Linked DNA regions of Homo sapiens: region 2 is linked to region 1. The links are chromatin loops, found by intact Hi-C in ENCODE. Cell type or tissue: HepG2. All regions are shown on one strand. Links, peaks and the distances in the headings refer to the core of each region. The heading gives the core; the rest is flanking DNA.

Evidence for each region. A loop is a pair of places that touch in the nucleus more often than their neighbours do. Peaks named below come from ENCODE experiments on the same cell type or tissue, not always from the same donor. Only the 100,000 strongest peaks of a DNase experiment are listed, where the experiment ranks them.
Region 2: a loop joins it to region 1, with 8 times the contacts of the local background. A loop is called at or near these places in 6 of 110 quality-filtered maps.

What each region holds. Positions count from the first base shown.
Region 1 is chr3:71,952,201-71,959,884 of GRCh38, forward strand. No RefSeq gene overlaps it. Among named protein-coding and RNA genes, the nearest start is that of LINC00877, 140 kb to the right of the region's middle. RefSeq lists a silencer at 3,616-3,765. In HepG2, for the core only: CTCF peaks have their summits at 3,469 (motif pointing right) and 4,724; a DNase peak (open chromatin) is centred at 3,461.
Region 2 is chr3:73,082,307-73,089,990 of GRCh38, forward strand. No RefSeq gene overlaps it. Among named protein-coding and RNA genes, the nearest start is that of EBLN2, 24 kb to the left of the region's middle. In HepG2, for the core only: a CTCF peak has its summit at 3,875 (motif pointing left); a DNase peak (open chromatin) is centred at 3,855.

The DNA.
Region 1 (7,684 bases), core at 1,480-6,479:
TCCTTCCACCCAGTGATATGTGGGGCTGTTCATTCAGGGTGCCCAAAAGGAATAGTAAACTTCTCCATGTTATCTGAGGCTGCTCAGCTCTGTGGCTAATACAAGAGGCTCATATCCTCCGTCCCTTCCTTCCTTCCTCCCTCTGCCATCACTGAGCTTACCTTTGTATGGGGAAACAGAAATTAAACAAATAATCACACAAGTCTATAACTAAAAACTGCAATTTGTGCTCAAATTGGGAAAACTTTGCTTTCCAGGGAAACCTGGTATCTTTGGAAAGAAGAAGGAAGATTTATCTGAAGAAATTCTGAGAGTGAAAAGGTGCGGGTATAAGGGAGAAACAGGAGAATGTTCTAGAGATCTACAGTAAGTGCAAAGGCCCTGAGCCACGAGGGAGCTTAGTGCTTACAAGGAGCCTAAAGGGCACTGGTGCCAGTGGAGGCTGTGGGAGATGGCAGAGTGTGAGGCATAGATCTTAAAAGTAATTGGAAGACTTTCCCGTATGCTGCTGCTAGACTAATCATAATGCCTGGGTCTGATTTTGTTGCTTTCTTGACCCAAATTTTTAGTTGTTCTTATGATCCATTACAGTGGTTCTCAAGGAGAGAGAATTATGCAGGTGTAGGGGGTGTTTTGCATTTCACAATGATAAAGATGTGCTACTGGCATTTGGTGGAGTAGGGATGGGGTTACAGAGCATAAGACAGTCTGTAATATGTGGGATTGTCCCACATTATGGATTTTTATTCTACATCCCATGTAATTTTTGTTTGTTTGCTTTGTTTTGTTTTTTTTTTTTGAGACACAGTCTCGCTCTGTCACCCAGGCTGGAGGTCAGTGATGTGATCTCAGCTCACCGCAACCTCTGCCTCCCGGGTTCAAGTGATTCTCATGCCTCAGCCTCCAGAGTAGCTGGGATTACAGATGCGTACCACTACGCCCGGCTAATTTTGTATTTTCAGTAGAGTCAGGGTTTTGCCATTTTGGCCAGGCTGGTCTCGAACTCCTGACCTCAGGTGATCCGCCTGCCTCTGCCTCCCAAAGTGCTGTGATTACAGGTGTGAGCCACTGCACTCGGCCCATCCCATGTAATTTTGAGTAGACTGAATGTTCCTGAAAACCCTATTGCAAGTTATCTGAGCTATGGTGGTTTTAGTATATGTCTGCAAGTTTGTTGATACCTCTTCCTTCAAGGCATGGAGCCTAATTCCCCTCTCCTTGAATGCAGACCAGACTTAAAGACTCTCTTCTAAGGAAAAGAATGTGGTAGAAGTGATGCTATGTGACTTTTGAGGCTAGGTTGTAAAAGGAAGAGCTTCGGTTTGTCCCTCTCTCTGGGATTGCTCACTCTGGAGGAAGCCAGCTGCCATGGTGTGAGGACACTCAAGCAGCCCTGTGGGGAAATTTCACAGGGAGAGAGGCATCCTACCAACAGCCAGCACCAACTTGCCAGTTGTGTAGATAAGCCACCTTGAAAGTAGGTCTTGCAGCCCCAGCGAAGCCATCAGATTATTCTAGACTTCAGCCTTTGAGTATTCCAGCTATGGCCCTGGACATCACAGAGTCAAGCTCTGTGTCCTGTTCCCTGTCTGAATTCTCCAGCTACATACTAGCACAATGTTTTTTTTTTTTTGCATGGGATCTTAATATGTATTATAGATTCTAGAAACACAGTGACTGTAAATCAATGGATAGTTGCACTTAGTTATGTTTGAACCTTTGCCAAAAGTTTTTCTCCGCTTCAAAAATAACATTGCCAATAGCAAATCTCCTTAAGGTATTAGAGTCACCGAAGCAATACGCCTGTTAACAGTCTACAGTTGCAGCTCTCGCCACCACAGTGATTCCTCGTGTGTGAATATTCAGCTGAATATTGCCTTACATTTTTTATATTCAAATTTTTCCATTATGAGTTGCAAACATCTGACTACTTCATTATATCTCCTAATAAATCCAGGCCTATGCATATGATATTGTAAATGACATTTCTTTCTTTTTTAGACTAGACTTGGGCCATTATACTTATTTTTTAAAATTATGCGAGTAGGTGGGTTATATTGAAAAGATGAATTTCATTTCAGGGTGGTAAAGGGGCATTATAAGATATTCATCAAGAAAAAGAAGGTGAGACATGACCAACTGCTAGTGAATATTTTATTGACTTAGGAAATGAAGATCAGTTGTTCTCTTGCCCCTCAGCAACCTTCCAGCATGATTCTTCACTGTTTCATTACGTAAGCCATCTTCTCTAGTTCAAAATGGGCCTTCTCACTATTCCCCAAACAGACTCAGCACATTTCTGTCTTAGGGTCTGCCATTTCCTTACATGAATTCCATCTCTTTTCTTTTTTGTCTTTCAAAATCCACCGATCTCTGATTTAAGTGTTCCTTCAACAAATAAAGACAGTGTGCCCCTGGAGGCCAGACCCTGTGCTGTGTCCGAAGTCTCCTGTGAAGAGACACAGGCCTTGGTGTTTCCCCAGAGCCTCCGGTCTGTCCAGGAATCTGACCCTATGCAATTACAGTGAAGCTTGATAGTGGGAAATACTGAATGCCCACATAGAGTTGGCACCGAGGGAGCTTCATGCAAGTGAAAAACCTGTTTTGAGTTCTCTGTGCTGAGTGCTCTGTGCTGTGTGCTGTAGTGTATTTTGAAATATGTCTGCAGAGAGCACAGTGGTCCCCGCCTAGTCCTGAAGAGGGTGAGTGACAGGTAGGCTGGAAGACCACCCGATGCCGAAAACCTCTCCTCTTTCCAGCCTGAATAGCTCCTTAGCTTTTAATGTTCATTTTGCATGCACTTTGCCTACTTCCTACAAATTATATTGTAGGGCTTTGCGATTAGGCACTTCCATTATCTCCCCATCTCTTGGAGCGTCCCTCTAGAAAAGGTAGTCTTGGGAACTGAAGTAGGCCTGGAAAACTGGAGAATTAGACCTGGTTTCTCTCTGGTGGCTGCCACATGTTAAAACTGGTGAATCAAGAGAGAACACAGAGTCTGTGTGACCTGGTTGCAGGTAACGGAGGCCACTTGGATAAAGACTGCGGTCTCTTTCCCAGAGGTCTCCCTGCAGCTCACCTGGTTGTAACAGCTGACAGGGTCTGACTGCCCTCTGCCAGCACGCAAGGCTCATTTATGTGTGCCCAGCACGGTGGTGTGGCCTGCAGCCCCTTCTCTCAGCACTGACTCCATTTGCATTCCTCATTACTGACCAGACTTTGAAAACCACACACGTTCATAACACATGCACACACAGCCCGTAGGATCAACCTCTCAGGGATGCGCTCAAAAACATGCTCCAAGAAACAGCCTGAAGGAGACACTGCTGAATTTTTGTCACGTTGTGAGAAAACAGATTTTCTAGAAGCACCAAGCAAGGGGAAGGTCCCTGCCCCCCATAGTTCTTTCCAGAGCAGCCTGGAATTTGGAGGGCAGCCAAACAGATGGCAGTTTCTGGCCACTTGAGGGCACTCTGGAATTCTGAGACCAGCAGGGAGCTGATGTGTTGGGCTTTTTTTTTCTTTTTTACCAGAAATGCAATCCCAGCTAGCCATCAGCAGACAATCTAGAAATTAATCCTCAAAAAGGAAGCGGTGACAAATGGGTTTTATAATGAGGACTTGAAGCCAGGCAGGGCAGAGGGCAGGCGCATCAGAGGTAAAGCAAAGGACTGCAAGTTTCACCGCAGGTGGGAAACAGTCAGCCTGGGTTTTGTTTGCCATTGCTCAGAAGAAAGAGTTCAGTTAACCCAGTGGTTCTGAACCGGGGGCGATTTGTTGCCCCACAGGGGACATTTGGCAATGTCTGGAAACATATTTGATTATCACAATGGGATGTGTGTGTGTGTGTGTGTGTGTGTTAGTTGCATCTAGTGAGCAAAAGCCAGAGATGCTACTAAACATCACACAGCGCACAGAGCAGCACCCCCAACCCTGGGAGCAAAGAATCCTGTGGTCCTGATGCCCAGGTTGAGAAACCCTGAGTTAACACAACAGCAGTTTTAAGCCCTGCCTGCTCAGTGAGCAGGAGGTCTGCATTCCAGTTCTTTCCACAGTTTCTAGCCTGTGCTGAGCTGAATGGTTTCCCAGGAAGTGGTCTAGTTTTGCAGATGCTGTCACGATTCATAGAGGAAAAAAAATTAAAAATCAACCTGGGATTTTTACTTAACCCCACCCCACCCCCACCCCAAATCCTAGGTGGGGGTTTCCCTTCTAGCAGACCCGGGGATGAAGATTGTAGTCCAAGTAGTTTATTTGGAAAGGAACCCCAGGAAATACTCATGAGGGATTGGGGGAAGTGAGGCAGGGAAGGGAAGGATGCCAGTCTGAGATGTGCCCTCCAGTAAGTAACCACTGTGGGCAACAGGGGCATGATCCTGCTGAAGTGTCCTGGGAGCCAGTGTGTAACACGCACCTGTGCTGCAGCTGTCATCAGCCATTGGCTGAGGGCTGTAGGGTAGGATGGGATGGGGAAAAGACCCTGGGGCATGCGTTCTCTGGTATTGCAGCTCGCCTTGTTAGCAGAGGGAGGGGTTCTAGCTGTTCCAGAATGCCCTCAGCAGTGGATAAGTGCTGGCCAAGGCTAGAATACTAAGGCCTGAGGAACTATGAGGGGACAGATGGCCTCTACTCTATCCTCCACCACCTCAAGGAGTGTCCCAAGTCCTATAAAGACCCACTAGTCCTCTGTTTCAGTACAACAGCTCCCTCTTTTGACTGTGCTAGGATGCACCACGGTCACTTAATAAAGGACAAGTGGACAGTAGCAATGCCACAGTGAGGACTCTAGTGTCTTGGTCCCTCAGGCAGACACCCTGTAGCATTAGCCAGTGGCAGATTGGACTACAGTGTGTACGGATCACAGGAGGAAACGTCAGCATCAGGGCTCCTGGCAGGAGCCAAGGTGAGGCATTTGGAGTTGACAGGACTCTACAAAGTCTATGTCTACCCACCTTTAATGTGTATAGGAATCAATCCCCCAGCGCCTTATGAAAAGGCAGACTTGCAGCCCAGCCAACATGGTGAGACCTTGTCTCTACTAAAAATACAAAAATTAGCTGGGCGTGGTGGCATGCGCCTGTAATCCCAGCTACTCAGGAGGCCGAGGCAGGAGAATCGCTTGAACCTGGGAGGTGGAGGTTGCAGTGAGCCAAGATCACGCTCCTGCACTCCAGGTTGGGTGACAGAGCAAGACCCTGTCTCAAAAAAAAAAAAAAAAAAAAAAAAAAAAAAAGGATAAAAGGAAAAGAAAAGGCAGACTTGGATTCAATGGGCCTAGGGTGGCTGTACTGGACTGTTCTTGGATTGCTATAAGGAAATACCGAGACTGGGTAATTTGTAAAGAAAAGAGGTTTAATTGACTCGTGGCTCTGCAGGCTGTGTAGGAAGCATGGTGCAGGCATCTGCTTCTGGTGAGGCCTCAGGGAGCTTTTACTCACGGTGGAAGGCAAAGCTGGAGCAGGCTCGTCACATGGTGAGAATAGGAGCAAGAGAGCGCGGGTAGGGTGGTGCTACATGCTTTTAAACAAGCGGATCTGTGTGGACACAGAGCAAAAGCTCACTCATCATCATCACCAAGGAGATGATGCTAATCCATAAATGAGGGATCTGCCTCCATGTTCCAAACACCTCTGTATTTGTCCATCCTCACACTGCTGATAAAGACATACCTGAGACTGGGTATTTTATAAAGAAAAAGAGGCTCAATGGACTCATAGTTACACATAGCTGGGGAGGCCTCACAATCATGGCAGAAGGTGAAAGGTGCATCTTACACGGCAGCAGGCAAGAGAGAATGAACACCAAGTGAAAGGGGTTTCCCCTTATAAAACCATCAGATCTGGTGAGACTTATTCCCACCACCACGAGAACAGTATAGGGGAAACTGTCCCCATGGTTCAATTATCTCCCACAACAGTGGGAATTATGGGAGCTACAGTTCAAGATGAGATTTGGGTGGGGACACAGGCAAACCGTATCAACCTCTTACCAGGCCCCAACCTCCAACACTGGGGATTACATGTCAACTTGAGATTTGGAGGGGACACAGGTCCAAACCATATCAGCAGGGCCTGAGACCCTGTATTTCTAACAGACTTCCAGATGATGTCCTTGCTTCTGTCAGCTGAACCAGGAGAGGAGGCCGTGGTGCAGCCAGCAACCTATCTCTGTAAGCATCCCTGAGAAACTGCCTAAGGAGATCTCAGAAGAAAGGGAATGGCAACTCTAAGTCTGCAGTAAGAGACATGATGTGATTTCTCTTCTCATTCTATGCAGGCTGTCATACCTAATTTCCTTTTGTTTTTCCTCAAAGGACCTTCCTCTCCTCACCAATTTATAGGCTGTGGGTCTCAAGAAACCTGGATCTTCCCTGTCTGAAAGCATTTGAGAGGGCTGGGATTTAGCTCTGAGAGTCTGGGCCCCAAACATTTTGATATGTGTATCAAGAGTTCTGCAACTTTCAGCTTCCATTTCCTGCTCCCTGATCTCAGGCAGCTTTCACAGTTAGATGCTAAGTGAAACAAGAGAGGAAAGAAGAAAACCGAAGAAGGGCAGCTCATAGGTTAGGTCACAGACAGTGTGAAGCCTAGTGTGCAGGCCAGTGAGTCAAGTGTGGAAGGATGTCAGTGTCTAGACAATTTCCATTCATTTGCACAGCAAACCTTTATCGCACATTTATATGTCAGGCATTGTTCTAGGTGGTAGGGTTAAGATATTGAACAAAAGAAACAAAATCCTTGCCTTCAAAGAGTTGACATCTGAGAAATACAAGTAAATTCTAAGCCCCTCAACTGACTGAACGGACCCCCTCTTGGCCAAAGGGACCTCTGAGAAACCTTGAAAACTGAGTTCCCAGCATGATAGGAGGTTGGACATGCCTTATTTTACCCCTTCCCTTGCTAACCATCATTAGGCTTGCTTTCTTAAGAGTTAACCAGAGAGTGGTGGGGTGGAAGGGGAGGGAGAGCATTAGGACATATACCTAATGCATGTGGGGCTTAAAGCCTAGATGATGGCACATGTATATCTCTGTAACAAACCTGTACTTTCTGCACACGTATCCCAGAACTTAAAGTAGAATTAAACAAAAGTGATTTATAGACTACCGTGACAGTATTACAGTATTCTGAATTTGACTATGTATTTACTTTTACTAATAAGATTTATACTTTCATATGTTTTCATGTTGTTACTTCAGCATCTTTTTATTTCCACTCAAAAAAACTCCTTTTAGCATTTCTTATAAGGCAGGTTTAGTGGTGATAAGCTCCCTCAGCCATTTTAAAAATAAATTTTATCATTTATACTTGAGGTTTACAACATACATGTAGATAGTAAAATGGTTACTACAGTGAAGCAAATTAACATGTTTATCCTTTCACATAGTTACACTTTTTGTAACAAGAACAGCTAAAATCTATTTAACAAAAATCACGAATTCAATACAATTTTATTAACTACAGTCCTCAAATTGTTCATTAGACCTCTCGACTTGTTTACTCTGCATATCTGCTACTTTGTATTTTTGATTTACATCTCCCCCTTTCCACTGTTTTATTCTCTATATCTGTGCATTTGACCTTTTTTGTTTTTAGATTCCACATTAAAGTGAGATGCAATTTAAAAAAAAAAAAAGAGTTAACCAGAAACCAGCACTTTCAAAAGACTTGCTCTACCTCCAATT
Region 2 (7,684 bases), core at 967-5,966, 1.1 Mb after region 1:
AAAGCAGGTAGTGGGTCTTGAGTTTCCCTCTTCCACCCTCTCCTTGACCAAACATGGCACTCCAAGCAGGCTTGGATGTTCTGTGCAACTCATGTCATTCAGTTGCTTTATGAAGTATTTTGAAGATGCTTTTATTTCAGCCATTGATCTGACATTGATGTCAACAAAGTCTAAAAGCAGGTCCTTGACAACATCTTGGTCCCTATGGTAGCAATGTCTGGGGCAAATGGCAATGATGGAGGTGTTATAATCATTTTCATAAATTTATTTGAGTTAAAAGCTATTGAAAGCTTTCCTGGTATCTCTTGAGGAACTTCAAAGGGGACCCAATTGGTAATCCTTAATAACACAGAGACATTTCTTTTAAAATTGACACCAGAGAGTGGCACTTCTCAAGTCGTACAGCTGGGGATGTGAAATAAAAGGTCATTAGTGGAGCCATTTTGGCATTTTATGCACCAGGTGATTTAGATTTAATTTCTTGGCCTGGCACAGTGGCTCATGCCTGTAATCCCAGCACTTTGGGAGGCCAAGGCAAGCGGATCACTTGAGGCCAGGAGTTCGAGACCAGCATGGCTAACATGGTGAAACCCTGTCTCTACTAAAAATACAAAAATTAGCCAGGTGTGGTGGTGGGCACCTGTAACCCCAGCTACTTGGGAGGGTGAGGCAGGAGAATCGCTTGAACCCAGGAGCCAGAGGCTGCAGTGAGCCGAGATGGCACCACTGCACTCCAGCCTGGGCGACAGAGTGAGACCCTGTCTCAAAAAAAAAAAAAAAAAAAAGAAAAAAAAAGATTTAATTTCCTAATCCTTACACTCCCAGAAGTAGGGACTGTTATTATCTCCATTGTAGAGATAAGCAAGATGGTGGCTCAGAGAGGGAAATTAATCTCTCTAATGACACACAGCCAGTTAACAGTTGAGTAGGATTCTCTGATGCCAAAGTCTCAGCCTCCCCTTTGCCTGAACCCTGTGTGAGGGCAATTTACAAAGTTTATGTGCAACTTATTTATTTAACTTTCTGTTTTTCATCCCCTTTTATGTGAAAAACTGTCAATAAGTGCATACTGAAAGACTTTTTCTTCTTCTTTTTTTTCTTTTTGAAATGGAGTCTCGTTCTGTCACCCAGGCTGGCATGCAATGGTGCCATCTCTGTTCACTGCAACCTCTGCCTCCCAGGTTCAAGCGATTCTCCTGCCTTAGCCTCCCAAGTAACTGGGATTACAGGCGCATGCCACCACGCCTGGTTAATTTTTTGTATTTTTAGTAGAGATGGTTTTCGCCATGTTGGCCAGCCTGGTCTCGAACTCCTGACCTCAGGTGATCCACCTGCCTCGGCCTCCCAAAGTGCTGAGATTACAGGTGTGAGCCACTGCACCCGGCCTTGAAAGCCTTTTTCTATTCTTGTCTCCCCACTTCTTCCAAATCCATTAGACCATCTCATTTGCAGTATTACTGAAGGTCAAGTGTTCTCTTTGAGGTTGTCATTGATAAAATTGATGGAAAGGCTGGGGGTGGTGGCTCACACCTGTAATCTCAGCACTTTGGAGGCCGAGGCGAGCGGGTCACTTGAGGCCAGGAGTTCCAGACCATCCTGGGCAACCTGGCGACACCCCGTCTCTACTAAAAATACAAAAATTAGCTGGACATGGTGGCACATGCCTGTAGTCCCTTGGGATGCTGAGGCAGGAGAATCGCTTGAACCTGGGAGGTGGAAGTTGCAGTGAGCTGAGATCATGCCATTGCACTCCAGCCTGGGCAACAGAATGAGACTCTGTGTGAAAAAAAAAAAAAATTGACAGAGATGAATGACTTCTTTTTTCAAGGTCTGGCTTGCCCACACTCAAGTTCTCTGCCCTCTGCCTCACACCTGTGCATGTTGCTCTATCATGACTCCTACCTAAGTTTAATTTTGGCCTTACTCTGTTGCAAAATCATTGTTCCAGAAAAGCCACTGTTACAGAGCATGTCAGAGCCAAGATGTCTTTGGGTTTTCTGATTTCATTTCACATCAAGTGAAAAGGTCCTGTAATATAGCAAACAATACACTGCTTCAGGTGAATTGCAGATGACTTACACAGGCTTTGGTCAGATGAAATAGATTGAACCACTATGTGAGTCAGTGATTCTGTGGAAGAAACGTAATGTTGTAAGCCACAAGAGTGCAAGAAAATATTTGGTGAATAATGTTTCATTAGTTAAATTTGCCTATAATATAATGCTTTTCCACGATCTTGTGCATTTGTTCCACTGGAATACAGTATTGCCCAACTGTGGTAGGCATCAGATAATTCACTCACATTATTTAAGTAGATTCTATTTTTTTTTTTTTTTGAGATGGAGTCTCACTCTGTTGTGCCCAGGCTGGAGTACAGTGGCACTGTCTCAGATCACTGCAACCTCCGCCTCCCGGGTTCAAGGGATTCTCCTGCCTCAGCCTCCCGAGTAGCTGGGATTATAGGCGTGCACCACCACGCCCAGCTAATGTTGTATTTTTAGTAGAGATGGGGTTTCACCATTTTGGCCAGGCTTGTCTCGAACACCTGACCTCAAATGATCCACCCACCTCGGCCTCCCAAAGTGCTGGGATTACAGGCATGAGCTACCGTGCCCAGCCTAGATTCTAAATTTTTAATAGCAGGGAGCATATTTTCTATTTGCTTTGCTACCTTTGGTATGTTATATTGAATGGGTGGGTAAAATGTGGGTACTAAGTAAACGTCTTGTTTAGTAGAAGAATGAAATATTTTTAAACTTTGTTTTGAATTCAAGGGAAACTATGACAATAGATAGGCAAGGTAGATAGACTGCTAGATTCCATGAGGCAGTAAAGTGACATGGTTAGGAGTACAAACTGCAAGGCTTTGTCTATGCGACTGCCATTCAATAGAATTCTCCATGATGTTGGAAATGTTCTATATCTGTACTATGCAATAGAAGCCACAGGCGTCATTTCACTGTTGACCTCTTGAACCTGTGGCTAGTGCAACTGAAGAACTGAATTTGTAATTTTATTTATTTATTAATTTATTTGAGATGGAATTCCGATCTTGTTGCCCAGGCTGGAGTGCAATGGCACAATCTCGGCTCACTGCAGCCTCCACCTCCCAGGTTCAAGTGATCCTCCTGTCTCAGCCTCCCAAGTAGGTAGGATTACAGGCATGTGCCACCAAGCCCAGCTAATTTTTTGTATTTAGTACAGATGGGGTTTCACTATGTTGATCAGGCTGGTCTCGAACTCCTGACCTCAGGTGATCCACCCGCCTTGGCATCCCAAAGTGCTGCGATTACAGGTGTGAGCCACCCCGCTCGGCCTAATTTTATTTACTTTTAATTAAGTTAATTTAAAATTTAAATATGTGCACATGTGACTAGTGACTCCCATATGGGGCTGTGCTGAACATGGAGTGTAATAGCAGAACACAGACACTGTATACACAGCCAGGGTTTGCATCCCAATCCTGTCACTTTGCTAATTTTTTTTTTTTTTTACTTCAATAGAGGACATTTTCCTGAAGTCTGTCATTACAGGAGTTTCAGATTTCTTCCATTTTTGCTCATAGCTGTTGATCTATACACTTTTACTCAACCCTGATAAAAATAACTTAGAACAAAGTATATCTGAGTAAATGTGCTTTTATAGTTTCTACGAACTGGAAGACATTCACAGCTTATTATTAATTATTATTATTTGTTAATGTTGTACCAGTATTTGATTTTCTCAGCCTGCTCTCCAAAGGGTGTGTTACCACTGGGCGGTAGATCTTGGAATGAAGAAAGAGATTAAGAATAAAAGTCCCAGAGTTTTGCACTGTCCCCACCGTCAGGTCTCAATTTTCCACCCACTTTGCGTAGAGCAGAAGTGCGGCCTCATGGTGCCCTCCTGTGGCCATACGTTTAGTTGCAAGATGATGGTAGAGTTTTTCCTTTTTTAAAAAAAAGGAAAGAAAGAAAAAGAAGGAAAAAAGGTTCTGCATATGTTTTTAGTCAGCAACACGTTTTGAGATGTGACAGTTCTGTCAAAACAATATAATTCAACAAACTTCAAAGTAACCACAACAGAAGATATGTAGACACAATTTGGAGCGCTGTCTCAGAGCCTTACCGTGAAATGTGCCACAAACATTTTGAGGGACGAACAATGACATCTGCAAGGGAAGCAGGGTAAGTCACACTCAGGTGTGTGAGAATCAGAACAGAGACCCAGAAGAAAACCAGCTTAGAAATGGAGGCAGAGCATTAAAGAAAAGGCAAAAGAGAATTTCAATTTTCTGGTGCTGGAAGCTGTTAGCTGCACATGTTTGAAGAAGGCAAGTTCTGCAATGCCTTCACTTGTATTCATCTAGCAGGTGTGAACCAGACAGTGTCTCTGTCTTCAGGGAGCTTACATTTTAGAGGAAGGGGAGACAGAAAATCGTCACACAAGGAATTGAACAAACAAGATACTTTCAGAAAGCAAAATGCACCGTGGAGAAAATCAAACAATGTCCTGAGATGGCAATAGATAGAAATTAAGAGCCATGAGGAGGAAGGGGAGAGGGAGAGAGAAGCGAGAAGTTCTCATTGAAAGAAGTGGTTAAATTATGGCTACATTAAAAGAAATTATTTCTAAAATTTCTTTCTTTTTTTTTGAGACAGAATCGCTTTCTGTTGCCCAGGCTAGAGTGCAGTGGTGCATTCTCAGCACGCTGAAACCTCTGCCTCCTGGGTTCAAGTGATTCTCCTGCCTCAGCCTTCAGAGTAGCTGGGACTACAGGGCACGTGCAACAACATCTGGCTAATTTTTTTTTTTTTTTTTGTATTTTTAGTAGAGATGGGGTTTTGCCATGTTGGTCAGGCTGGTCTTCAACTCCTGACCTCAAATGACCCACCCGCCTCGGCCTTGCAAAGTGCTAGGATTACAGGCGTGAGTCGCTGCGCCCGGCATTTTTTTTCTCTTTTTTTTGGAAATTGAGGCAGAGTCTATGTTGTCCAGCTGGTCTTGAACTCCTGGGCTCAAGCAGTCTTCCTGCCTCAGTCTCTACCTGGGACTACAGACTCAGCCTCCCAAGTACCTGGGACTACAGACACACCCAGCTAATTTTAATTTTTATGTATACATAATGTTTGCACACACTTATGGTGTAAGTATGATATTTTGATCCATGCACACAATGTGTAATGATCAAATCGGGGTAATTAGCATATCAATCACCTTGAACATTTGTCATTTTTCTGTGTCGGGAACATTCCAAGTTTCTTCCAGCTATTTTGAGATATATAGTACATTATTGGCCAGGTGCAGTTGCTCATGCCTGTAATCCCAGGACTTTGGGAGGCCAAGATGGGAGAACTGCTTGAGCCCAGGAGTTTCAGACCAGCCTGGGCAACATAGTGAGACCCCATCTCTGTATTAAAACACACACACACACTCACAAAATATTATTTTTAACTATAGTAACCCTACTGTGCTATTGAACATTAGATCTTATTCCTTCTTCTTCTTTTTTTTTTTTTTTTTTGAGACAGAGTCTTACTCTGTCACCATATTGGCCAGGATGGTCTCGAACTCCTGACCTCGTGATCCGCCTGCCTTGGCCTCCCAAAGTGTTGGGATTACAGGCGTGAACCACCGCACCTGGCCAGATCTTATTCCTTCTAATTGTATTTTTGTGCCCAGTAGTCAATCTCTCTTCATCCCCTGATTTTCTTCTCAGACTGGTAACCATCATTCTACTCTCTACCTCCATGAAATCCACTTTTTCTTAGTTCCTGCATATGAGTGAGAACATGTGATATTTCTCTTTCTGTGCCCAGCTTACTTGACATAATGACCTCCAGTTCTATCCATGTTGCTGCAAAGGACAGGATTTCATTCTTTTTTATGGCTGAATAATATTCTACAGCATAAAATTCTGGATACATTTTGCAGATGGACCTGACAAGACTTGTTGACCGATTGAATATGGACTATGAAAGAAACATGAGCCAAGAAACATGAGCCAAGCAAGATTTTTGGCCAGAGTCACTGCCCTATATTGAGGTGGGGACGGGTCCACATGGGGCCACCTTTGGGAGCTGGGTCTTGAAAATATCGGAAATGCCTGCTGGACACATATCTGAGCTGTTGCATAGACAGGGGACATACAGGTAACTGACACAAGCAACCTCCTGTCTTTAGGCTTACCTGTTGGCCTGCTACAGGTGGGAGCTCTTCAGTTTAAGGGCGCTGGTGAAGAGGAGAAACAAAGGGAGGAACGTTCTAAACTTGTAAGCGCAAGATTGGGTCAGGGTTCAAGAGAAGACATGGAAACACGCAGAACAGGTGATCGCCGCTCAGAAGGCTGCTGAGAGAAGAGAGAGAAAGTGGATGTGTCAGTCTGGACTGAGACCCCGAGCAACCCCAGGGAAGGAGAAGGAGGCCGAGGGAAACCATATGAATCACTGGATTCAACTCAGAGAGATGCAGAAATCCCCAGAAATCATGGAGGGAATCGGAATGAGATGAGGTTACGTCTTCTTTCAGGTGGCATGGAGGAGTCAGGCTCGGAAGATAAATTTCCCCTCAAAAAATGCAAAGAAAAGAAAAAATTATTACGCACTTGATTGACAGCCCATATAATATATATATATATTTTTGTCTGAGACAGTGTCTCACTGTGTTGCACAGGCTGGAGTGCAGTGGTGCTATCTTGGCTCACCGCAGCCTCGACCTCCTGAGCTCAAGTGATCCTCCCACCTCAGCCTCCCCGGTAGCTGGGACCACAGGTGTGCACCACCACAGCCGGCGAATTTTTGCATTTGTAGTAGAGACGGGATTTTGCCATGTTGCCCATGCTGGTCTCGAACAGCTGGCCTTAAGTGATCCGCCTCCCTTGGCCTCCCAAAGTGTGATTATAGGCGTGAGCCACCATGCCTGGCCATGTATAATTATTAAAGTTTAAAAATTTGCAGGGCCTGGGAGTGAGTTCTTCTCTTGGCTCACCCTTGCTTGGCCCTGCTGAGGAACTCTTTGGTGTAGACTACACCCCACAGAGCTATTCTCCCAGTGGGGACACAACTGGGACATTTACCCACCAACACGGGTGAAGTGCTGCTTCTGAGGGGGGTTAATTCCCTGTGCTTCTGACCTGCCTTGTGGGTGGGCAGAGCAGACAGTGGCAGCCAAGGAAGCTCCCAGGTAAAGAAATGCAGGACGCCCAGGCGCGGTGGCTCACCCCTGTAATCCCAGCACTTTGGGAGGCCAAGGCAGGCGGATCACTTGAGGTCAGGAGTTCGAGACCAGCCTGGTCAACATGGTGAAACCCTGTCGCTAACTAAAAATACAAAAATTAGTCGGGCATGGTGGTGGGAGCCTGTAGTCCCAGCTACTCAGGAGGCTGAGGCTGGAGAATCTCTTGAACCCAGGAGGCAGAGGTTGTAGTGAGCCAAGATCGCGCCACTGCACTCCAGCCTGGGTGACAGAGCGAGAAAAAAAAAAGAAAGAAGAAAGAAAGAAAGAAAGAGAGAGAGAGAGAGAGAGAAAGAGAAAGAAAGAGGGAAAGCAAGCAAGAAAAAAGAAATGCAGGTTCTGGCCGTGGAGGGTGCATGTGCCCTGAGGTGGTGAGGACAGGGATGGGGTGGGGACACCGAGGGCATCCCATCCACTGATCCACTGGTGCCTTAAGTGCATCTTGGTCGCTGCTCCAGGGCTTCCTTCTCCA